2 separate regions of the Homo sapiens genome follow, and region 1 is linked to region 2. A link is a contact called in ENCODE Hi-C or POLR2A ChIA-PET data. All regions are on one chromosome and are shown on one strand. The core of a region is the stretch at or near the end of the contact, and the rest is flanking DNA. Distances in the headings are between cores, read along the strand shown.

Region 1 (4,730 bases), core at 45-2,544, 520 kb after region 2:
ATGAATCAGCTGCTCCCAAAGGGGGCAACAAAATAGACCAATTTGCCCCAAACACCAGCCTTTGGGAGGAAGGTACATTCCATGCCATAAACATCAGTCTTTGGGTGAAAGAATTACCAGCTCCGCCATCTTCCTAAACCTCTTCATTGCATAACCATTGCTCCATGGAGAGCTGAGGGCTGAATGGGGACCAGGGCCAGCATCACTTCCCATGCCTCTGACATCGATGGGCTCAGAGACGAGGATGTGAGCTTTGGATATCAGTGTGAGTTTAGGCTTGTGCTCACCTGCATCAGCCTGGTCTCTTGCTCCTGAGGCCACCGTGTGGGTCAATTGGGGTGTAAACACCCGGCTTGTGGGAGTGTCGGGAGGTTGTGCTTCTCACCTTACGCTGTCATTTATTCATTTATTCAACAGTGGATTGGTCCTTCTGGGGGCTCAGCTCTGGGCTAAGCACTAGGAGAGAGTCTGCATCCCCAAGAAGCTCAGAGTTGAGCAAATCTACCACCCACAAGCCACGTGGCCATGTGCAAGTTGTATTTCCTCTCCAGATCTCAGTTTCCTCATCTCTAGAATGGGATCATTCTGGTTACTTCCCCAGAGGAATATTTTGTTGTTTTTAGGGACCCAGCCCAACAGGCTCTGGAGTGCTGTCTAGGCCTTTGGGCCTCTGATGGAGTGGTCGGGCAGGAGAACAAGGGCTTCCTTACCAGGAGGAACTTGACTCTGATGCTGGTCCTGCCCTTTTCTCACTGTGTAATTTGCTGCATTTTTAAGTTCTCTGTGTTTCATTTTCTTCATTTATAAAATGTAGTTATAATGCCTTCATTTCAGGGCACTGTGAGTGTTAGTTGAGATGAGCATGTAAAGTACCTGGCTCTGAACAAATGCAACCCCCGTTTCCTTTCTGTCTGGCTCTTAACTCTGCTGCCTGGTGCATTGCTGCTTTGGAGAGTCATCTCAGCCCATCAGTGCCCAAGTTCAAATACCCAGGAATGGTCAGGGGTGGGCAGACAATCAGATTAGAGCTCCAGGTAATAAGCACGTACGTGTTCCTTGGTGAAAGGCGGGCATGGGGAGATGGTTCCAGCCCACAAAGGAATTGGGGCCAGGGTATGGAGCTGGGAGTCCTGGGTTCTGTTCCTGGAACTGCCACTAACTACTGTGTGTCATTTGCCAGTTCCCTCCCCTGTCTGAACCACAATGTCCTCAGCTGCAGGCTGGCCTGAGGGATCCCCTGGGTTTCTTCCTGCTCTGAGAAGTCCATGGGCCTTTGATGTGCAAGTGCTGAGTGAATACAGTAAGGAAGTGAACTGGCTGCGTGTGGGGCTGTGGGGATTTTACCAGCTTTTTCTAGCCTGGACTCTGTTGGAATTGATTATGTGAGGAGGCCAGCAGACAGGCTCTGGACAAGGAAGAGACTGTGGTTTCTAATTGGCAGAGCCACTCATGGGAGAGGAGGCAGGCAAAGAAACGTTCATGACATTGAATTAAATTAAAAGAAAGGCATTACCCTATTTTTTTTCTTAAAGAAGACCCAAAGGGCTCTGAGCCACCTGCTTACCAAATAGCTTTGCTCTGATTTGAATTCAACAGTATGTTTGGGTGTAAAGAGTTGTTTTCAAGTTACCAGGGTGGAAGCAAGAGATTACAGAGTAAAACCAAGCATATAGTCATTCATTTAGCAGACATCTGTTGAGCCCTCACTATATGTCAGGGCTGCTCTAGGCACTGGGGTACAGCACTGACCAAAACAGACCACAACTGGGGCTCTCAGGGAGCTCATAAACTAGTGGAGGGAGGCCAATCGTGAACAAAGGAACACGGCAATAGGGAATGTGTCAGATGGGTTCAGTGCCATGGAGAAGCATGAAGCAGGGTGGGAAGTTAGAGAATGCCGTGGGGAGGGATTCAGGGGCTCTTTTCTCTCTCTCTCCCTCTCTTTTTTTTTTTTTTTTTTTTTTTTTGAGATGGAGTGTCACTCTGTCACTCAGGCTGGAGTGCAATGGCACAATCTCTTCTCACTACAACCTTCGCCTCCTGGGTTCAAGCAATTCTGTCACCTCAGCGTCCCAAGTAGCTGGGATTACAGGTGCCCGCCACCACACCTGGCTAATTTTTGTACGTTTAGTAGAGACAGGGTTTCCCCATGTTGGCCAGGCTGGTCTTGAACTTCTGACCTCAAGTAATCTGCCCACCTCGGCCTCCCAAAGTGCTGGGATTATGGGCATGAGCCACCGCGCGCGGCCTCAGAGGCTCTTTGCTGTAGGATGGTCAGAGAAGGTATCACTGATATGGTGACCCATGAATGGAGCCATAAAGGAAGTGTAGAACTGAACAGACTAAGGAAAATTTCCTTTCTCTATGGGGCACGTGGAGGTCTATGGAAACATCTCATTTGAAGCTGGAAGGGTCGGCTCGGTCAGACAGCTCAGACTCTGGGCTGTCCTGCTTTGGAAACAGTGTATCAAATATGCTTAATGATAATCGTTACAGCAACTTTAATAATAATAATAGCTGCATGGGACAGGGCTTTAAGCCTTCAAAATGTCTTTCCATGTAGACTGTCTCATTCAGCTCTCTCACAAGCTAGAAGGTATTATCTCCAGACCGCAGTTGAGGAACCTGAGAACTATAGATGTGGGGTGACAAGCCCAGGACTGTGTCAGAAATGAGGGGCAGAATGGACACTCAAACCCAGACTTGCTCTCCACTGGACACTGTGTTTCTCCCTGCAGGGCAGCTGGGATCCACTGTAGTACCCAGCATACCTCCCTGCGTGCAGTAGAGAATGGTGTCTATTTCTTGAAAACAATAATAAATCCACAGATGAAGGAGGCATGACAACTTAATACCATGTTGTATACTGGAATGGATTCTGGAACAGAAAAAGGACATTAGTGGAAAAACTGGTGAAATAGTTACTAGTAATGTACCAATGTTAATGTCTTAGTTCTGACAAATATACCTTGTTATGTAAGATGTTCACATGGAAGGAAACTGAGTAGAAGCTATATGGGGTCTCTGTTCTATCTTTGCAACTTTTCTGTCAATCTAAAACTATTCCAAAAATGAACATTTTATTTAAAAATAAATGAATGAATCCATATACACTTCCACTAGCTGTCCTCCTAAGGGTTGCTTAGGAAAGCCATAAAGAGTCATTAAGTAATTAAATCTCTGTTACTGGTCATCCTAAGCAACTATCCTGAGTTGCCTGTGTGAGAAGGAGCAAAATTATAAACCAGTGCCTGTAACAACACTGGCAGAGGAATTTTCTATTGGAGATTCCTTCCCCAGGGACTGCCCCCACGTGAATTTCATGTATACCGTATAACTTACATTTTAACCTAGGCCAAGTATGCCCTTTGTATTCAGTGAAAGTTCACCAACTCAATTTCACTTGATGCTATAACAGACAGAAACATAGTTTTACTTGTAGAGCTATATCAAGTGACTATATATCTATATAATGAATTGCAGTGACGATAGCTGGGAAGGAGTAGGTGCAAGGAGAACAGAGTCAGAAGAGTCAGAGGGCTGGAAAGGCCTTTAAAGGTAATCTGGTTTTTTTTTTTTTTTTTTTTTTTTTTTTTGCAGTAGAAAATATTTAGGCCCAGGGAGAGGTGTCTCATGGAGTGGATGAAAGAGAACAGGGGCCAGGGGATTTTGAGGCTTAGTGCCTCATTCTCCATTCACAGAACAAGTGAGTTGGCTTAGGTGAGTCTCTGGGGACCCTTGGGCTGAAAGCCACTGAGCAAGGGATTGATCCAGACCCACCCTTCAACTGCTGAGCCACACAGCTTAGCCTGTGCAGGACACCTGGCCTCCTAACGGTTTCTTGCCTTGGCATGCGAACATTTGGTGTCGCCCTGAAATCTAGGAGAGGCACCAGATGCCCAGGTGGGCAGGAAACCATCATCATCATGGGTTGATTAGAACCCATCTGTTTTTTAAAAGGGTAGGATATCTGGGCTCTTTATTTTAAGCAAGCTCTGATCTTATGAAATAAAGAAGTCCAGCTTTTCCCATGGTGTGTTTGTAGACCACAAGTGCCATGGGGTGTAAAGATGTGTTACAGGGAGAAAATGAAAGTCCAATGGCCAAGTACATTTGGGAAACTTTAAAGACCCTTATCCTGCAGGAGTTCTCAGTCTTTAATATGCAGAAGTGCATTGGGTATCTGCAAAATAGTATGTGTGTGTGAGGGTTGTGAATGTGAGTGTGTGTGTAGAGGTGGGTACTGTGTGCAGCTTTTTAAGATTAATTGATCAGAGAACAAATATATATATATGTTATATATATATGTTATGTACATACACACACACACACACGCACACACATTTAGACACATACAGAATAGCTGGAGAAGAGTTCCACAGAAAAACATTTGGGGAAATGCTAAGGTTATCTGAGGTCAAAGCTAAAAAAATTAAAGTGAATAAACAGTGACTTAAAACTTATTTCTGCATGTTAGTTTCAGCATGTCAGTTTCTCACATTTTTTCCCACTTTGTTAGCTTAATTTCTTTTATCCTCAGAAGAAAAATGGCATGCAAATGATCCTTTTCCCTTCCCTACGTGCGGTGCTCATGGGAGGCAGAAGTATTGTGTGTGCTCATTGAGACGAGGGTAACCAAGCTCATGTGACAAATCAATGGTGGGTTTGTAACCCAGAAACCCACATGTGACATTGGTGTTTAGGAGCTAAAAAAGAACCTTATTTTAAAA
Region 2 (5,280 bases), core at 1,668-4,167:
GGCTACCAAGTTGAGTCTTCAAAGGGTCCCAGACAGATGGGAGGAGGTATTGCCATTTATACCATTACCTTGGGCAAGGCATGGGAGCTACCTTAGCATGGGGGTTGTGGGTTGAGGCAAGAGAAGTGCAGGGCTGCTGGTCAAGAGCTGAGCGTAGCAATTCTGTGAGAAATGCTGTCCCCACTTCACTGATGTGGAAACAGGCCCGGAGAGGCTAAGCAACGGGCAGACCAGCCATGTGGCTGGAAGTGAGATTAACCTGGAGTCCCTCCCACTCTAGAAGGGGGACCTTTTCATCAATCCCATGATCTACCCAAAGCCTCAGGCTGCTGCTAACGTAACCCACACAATGCCACCAGAAACATCTTTGGCAGTTTTACAGATAGGGAAACAAGGCCCAGAAAAGTTAACCTGCCCAAATTCTCACAGCTAATAGAGGAGCTGGAATAATTCAGTCCAGACCTAACTCCAGAGTTCATTTCCTTTTACCTCACTGCTATCTAAAAAGAGGAATTTTCCCAAAGCCAAGGATAGTGACTATCCTCCGTGTGTGTGTCCATGTGTCCGTGTGTGTTCCTTGGAGGGAAAGCTGTGCTTCACTCCCATCACAGGTAAGCATTTGTCATTCGCGGTGCCTCTGAAGGACTGTAGTAAGGGCACCACTAAATGTAGTCACCTTGTGCTGATTCAGATGCAGCTGAAGTATACTTCTGCTGATCAAATGAAAAGGCGATTAAGATGCATGTGTAATTCTCAAGGTTTTAAGATACTACAGTGTGCAAAGGGCTGCTGTTTATAGATGTGACCCTTATCAGTTGGGTAAAGGAGTCCTGGAAAAACCATGTAAGCATCAGTTAACATTCACTGAAGGCTTGATAGCTTCTTGGCCTTTTGGCTAAGATCAAATGCATTGAAGGTTTGACTGCATTAAATGCCCTAGAATTACAGCACTATCCTAAAAGCTTCAAGCTGGAAGGGGCCTTAGAAATCAACTAACACAACCCCCACATTTTGTTGTTGGAGAACATTGAGACCCAGAGAGGGAAGGGTCTGCTCACGTTTCACACAGTTAGTTAGGGAAAATTTGGGGGAAGGGAATGAAAGTCATTTGTCTGGCAGCGATTTAAAATTCCTACACATACTGTCTTATTTGATTGCACAATAGTCTGATGATGTAGTACTGTTACTGCCCTCATTTTACAGAAGAAGAAACAGCTTTGGAGAGGTGAGACACAATGGAGTTGTATCATGAATGCGTTCAATCAAAGCATGTAAATTCAGTTGTATATACTTGGCCAAAGAGAGAAGGAATGGAAATTTTAAATAATGTAATGGTGGAGTATCCACCTGTGATGGACATGTGCCCCTGAGTGTGAGATGGAAGATTCAAATCTGAGTCTATAACTGGTATTTGCTTCCATGTACCTTCTGCGTGAGCATCTCATTACTGAGTCAATTCCGGTGGATAAAGAGACATGTGTTTCGTGCAGCATTGTCTTGGGTTCAAGCCAGCAGCTTCCTCCAATGCTCAAAGACAGACTTCAACCAAGAACTAGAAAAACTGGCCGGGTTGGGCTTATTGAGACATGTTTATCCACAAAAGTGCTGCCTTCCCAAAGGATTTTCAAGAGTGATTTTTGAGCTTACCTCCTTGGACTCTTCCCTTAATATATGTGACTAGTCAACATGTACAGAGCAGAGACTTGGTAGCTGACTGCGTCAGAACCAGAATTCAACCCTAGGTCAGGGCTTCAACCCCCAGCTCTCCTGCAGTACCCCTAAGCGATGCTGACCTCAGAAGTACAGAATTGGACAGCTACTCTTTATTAAAAGTTCCTGTTACTTAATATTACTTATCCTAAGCACCTGATGTGGATTATCATACTTACTCTTTGAAGTAACTGTGTGTAGTAGATACTCTTATTATCAACTTCATCTTGCAGAGCCACAGAAATGAAGTCCCTTGCCCAAGGTCATCCAGCTTGTAAGTGGCACAGGTAATAATAGCAACAGTAAAGCTGGGGTTTTGAACCTAGGCCATTCAGCTCCAATGTCTGCGCCATTCACCACCACATTGTGCTGTTTCAGGCCCTGTTCCCGGAGCGACCAGGCGGAGAATGAGGGCCTTAGAACAAAGCCAAAGCTACTTTGCAATTAGGCTGTAGTGAGTGCCTGTGGCCACTAGGGGGCGGGGCTGCCGGCTGTGCACCTTTCCTCTTTTGGAGGGTTTCCTTTACCCTTACTTAGGGCTGTGCTCCCTTTCTCTGCAGCCCCCAGATTTTGGTGCTCCTAAAGAAAGGTAGGGATTCCACTAGCCAGCCTTTAGAATCTGTGCTCCTCCTCTCCTGTGTCAGAGCTTGCTGGAGGAAGCCAAGGAGCCTGTCTAGTTCTCGGCCACATACTGCTGGGGCCCACTCTAGAGCTGCCTCTGAAGTCTGCTGCCCCGTCCCAGCCTCCTGGTGCCTATGGCTCCCCTGCTCCAGGACTCAGGTGGGAGAAGGTGCCCAGTGTCAGCCCCACACTCTGAGGCTCCTCAGGCTCTGCTCCTTCCTCTTCTGGGGCCAGCTAATGCTGGGGGCTGGCATGGTTTCTGCAAGCATACAGAGGGCTGTGGTCCAGCCAGCCATGCGCCTTGCCCACTGGGCAGCTACCCTTGCCACCCCCACCAGCCCTGCCTCTGAGCCGGAGCAGGCCTTGTCTCCACTTGTACACCAACTCCTGCGGCTGTCACAAACAACGATGGTTATTGCCACATTTGCCAGGTCCCTGCCTGGCACTGGACAGCGATTATCTGAGTGAGCATGCCCAGATGCCTTGTGAGGTTGGTGTCATTATCTTTTATGGCTGGACATTGCCAACTCAGAGAGGTGAAGTGATTTGCCCAAGGTCAAAGCCAGCGAGCGAGGCTGGCAAGAGGACAGGAACCCACATCTGCCCCAGGCGTGCCTGCTCTTCTGGAGGGCGTGCTGTCTCTTCCATAGCACTTCCCAGCTGCCCTGACCACCCTCTGGTCACCCTACCCCAGAGGCAGGCCTGAGCTGGCCTCATGGTAGACGGATGGCACCACTCTCACCCCGCATCCCCCAAAGGTCAGAGAGGCAACTTCCTGTCCCAGACAATGGCAATAAATATGTCCAAGGACACTTCCCAACCTTCCCATGCCTGAGTGACAGGCCTTCCTGGAACAGCCCTCTGTTTCCGTGTGACTGTGTGTGTGTGTGTGTGTGTGTGTGTGACCATATGTGAGCAAGGCCTTGTGTGCGTGTGCTCGTGTGCTTGTGTGAGCGTGTGAGTCTGTGGCTGAGCATGTGATACGTTGTAGCCTGTGTGATAGTGACTGGGACTTTGTGTATCTGTGTGTGCCCATAAAGGAGACAGGAGACAGGAAGATTGCTCCTCAAATTTGATGACTTGATAGCCACTCCCTCCTCCCACTAGGATAGGGGAATTTGCAGGAGGAGGGAGACGCTTGCCTGGATTGTAGCTGGGTTCACAGGCACTGTCAGGGTTAGACCTGTGGGTCTGATACACATTTTCTTATCACATCCCTGGCTTGTCCTTGTGGCTTTGAGGACTCCTCCCTCCGTTATCCCTTTGAGCTAGATCCCTGATCTATACCGGCTCCTGCCCCCAGGCATCCCCCCGCCTGCTGCCCTAAAGCTTTTACACCAGAAGTTGCTCCAAGAACAGCAGCTTAGCCTGCATGTTCCCTGCAGGTCCCATAGGCTAGCAAAATACTTGAGGCAATGGGAAGAATTCAGAGTTTGGAGTCAGAAGAAGCTAGAATTCTGTTTGGGTAAGACATTGCCCTCTCTGAGCCTCAGTTTGCTCATCTGTAAAATGGGGATGCAATACTTCACCTCAACGTGTTATTGAGACCATCAGTGAGGAGTCAGATGGCAAAAGCTGCCCTGGCACATATTAGGTTCCCAGGGGCGGTCTTCCCTTCTCTGTCTCCCTCCCTCTCCTCTCCATCTGTTGCCAAGTTGCCAAGACCAGTTGCTTTTCCTGCCATTCTATGCTTCCAATCCACCCCCTGCCCTTCTGGGGCACTGCCAGGGGTGGAACACAGACCTCTCCTGGACCCATGCAGCAGCCATCGCTAGACAGTCCACTTTTAACGCCAAGTGCCAGGGCACTCCTTCTGAATCATGACTCTTACCAAGGCCTCCCCTACTCTGAAAACTCTTGTAGCTCCCTGCTGTCACCAGGTGAAGGGCAAAACTCCTCAGCCCAGTGTGTGAAGCCGCCTTCTCTGGGCTGCTGGCCCATGAGTCCTTGAGACACCCTCTGCTTTCACCTCAGCCGCCCCCGCTTTGCCATTTATGCTTCCTGCTGCCAGGCCTTTGCCTCGCGGCTCTCCCCTCGATGGGTCCAAATCTTCCCATTGATCAAGACCTGTTGCAAATGCCACCTTGTCAGGTAAAGCATTCTCTGATCTGGTGCCAGGAGGACTGGTAGCCTCGGCTTGTTCCTCCCTCATCCCAGGGAGTCTGTACCCATGCCCTACCCTCCCTGTAGCCTGTGGGCTCTGCGAGCGTCTTCTATGGGGGCAGGTGGAGGGAGCTCCAGCTGTGCTCTCCTTCCCTGTCAGCCTTTGGGTGTGGGAGGTTGTCTTGGTGGCCAATGCCCAAAGCAGGCTGGGGGATGCGGGAGAAGGCTGCAGCTGCTGTCCCACTGAGGGGGAGCAGATGGTGAACGGAGTTTCTTCACCGCCTCTTCCTGGTGAGGCCACAGGGCCCTGAGATGACATCGCTGAGCAAACAGCCAGGCACGCCCCCTGCCCACTCCCCAGCTGCCCCCTGGAGCATCAAGGGAAAGAGCCGGGCCACCCAGGGCCTGGGGGTGGGGGAGAGATCCCTCCACCCTAGCCTGGACTTGGGCTTCAGCCAAAAGGCTTCCAATTCCAACTCAGCCATCCACTTTCTGTGTGACATTGAGCACTCTTTCTGAGAGCCTCAGTTTCATCCTCTAAGATGGACATCATTGACCTACCTCACAGGGTCTGACTCAGTGGCGACTCCTTTCTTTTTCCTTTTCCCTAGAAGGGGGCAAAAATGGGTGTTTGGGACCAGGAAGACAGTGCAGAGGAATGGGATGGACTCAATAGAACTTTAGGCTTTTCTTTGGCAGTTGAAAGAAATGGATTCTGTTCTGGGATTTCTAGCTACGTGACCACAGTTGCCACCCAGTCCACCTGGCAATGAGTCTGAAGTATTGTGCTTTCCTCTAGGCTGAGGTAGTCGCATGCTTGTGTCCACACTTATGCTCTCTGTTGGT

Evidence for each region. A loop is a pair of places that touch in the nucleus more often than their neighbours do. ChIA-PET counts read pairs that join two places held with the same protein, here RNA polymerase II (POLR2A). Pooled maps may share reads with other maps.
Region 1: a loop to region 2 is called in a pooled map of heart left ventricle, with 2.3 times the contacts of the local background. The contact joins two enhancer-like sites. A Hi-C loop is called at or near these places in 1 of 168 maps with a recorded cell type or tissue (PC-9) and 2 of 50 pooled maps. POLR2A ChIA-PET finds 5 or more read pairs at or near these places in 2 of 52 experiments (MCF 10A and activated T-cell).

The regions. Positions count from the first base shown.
Region 1 is chr1:41,652,820-41,657,549 of GRCh38, reverse strand. All of the region lies in intron 2 of HIVEP3 (HIVEP zinc finger 3), which reads left to right. Among named protein-coding and RNA genes, the nearest start is that of EDN2, 170 kb to the right of the region's middle. Within about 2 kb of position 1,294, at least 2 of the 41 ENCODE cell types and tissues checked have a DNase peak (open chromatin) inside an H3K27ac peak, as active enhancers do.
Region 2 is chr1:42,170,413-42,175,692 of GRCh38, reverse strand. No RefSeq gene overlaps it. Among named protein-coding and RNA genes, the nearest start is that of GUCA2A, 8.3 kb to the right of the region's middle. RefSeq lists enhancers at 1,959-2,586, 2,981-3,275 and a silencer at 2,413-2,630. Within about 2 kb of position 2,917, at least 20 of the 41 ENCODE cell types and tissues checked have a DNase peak (open chromatin) inside an H3K27ac peak, as active enhancers do.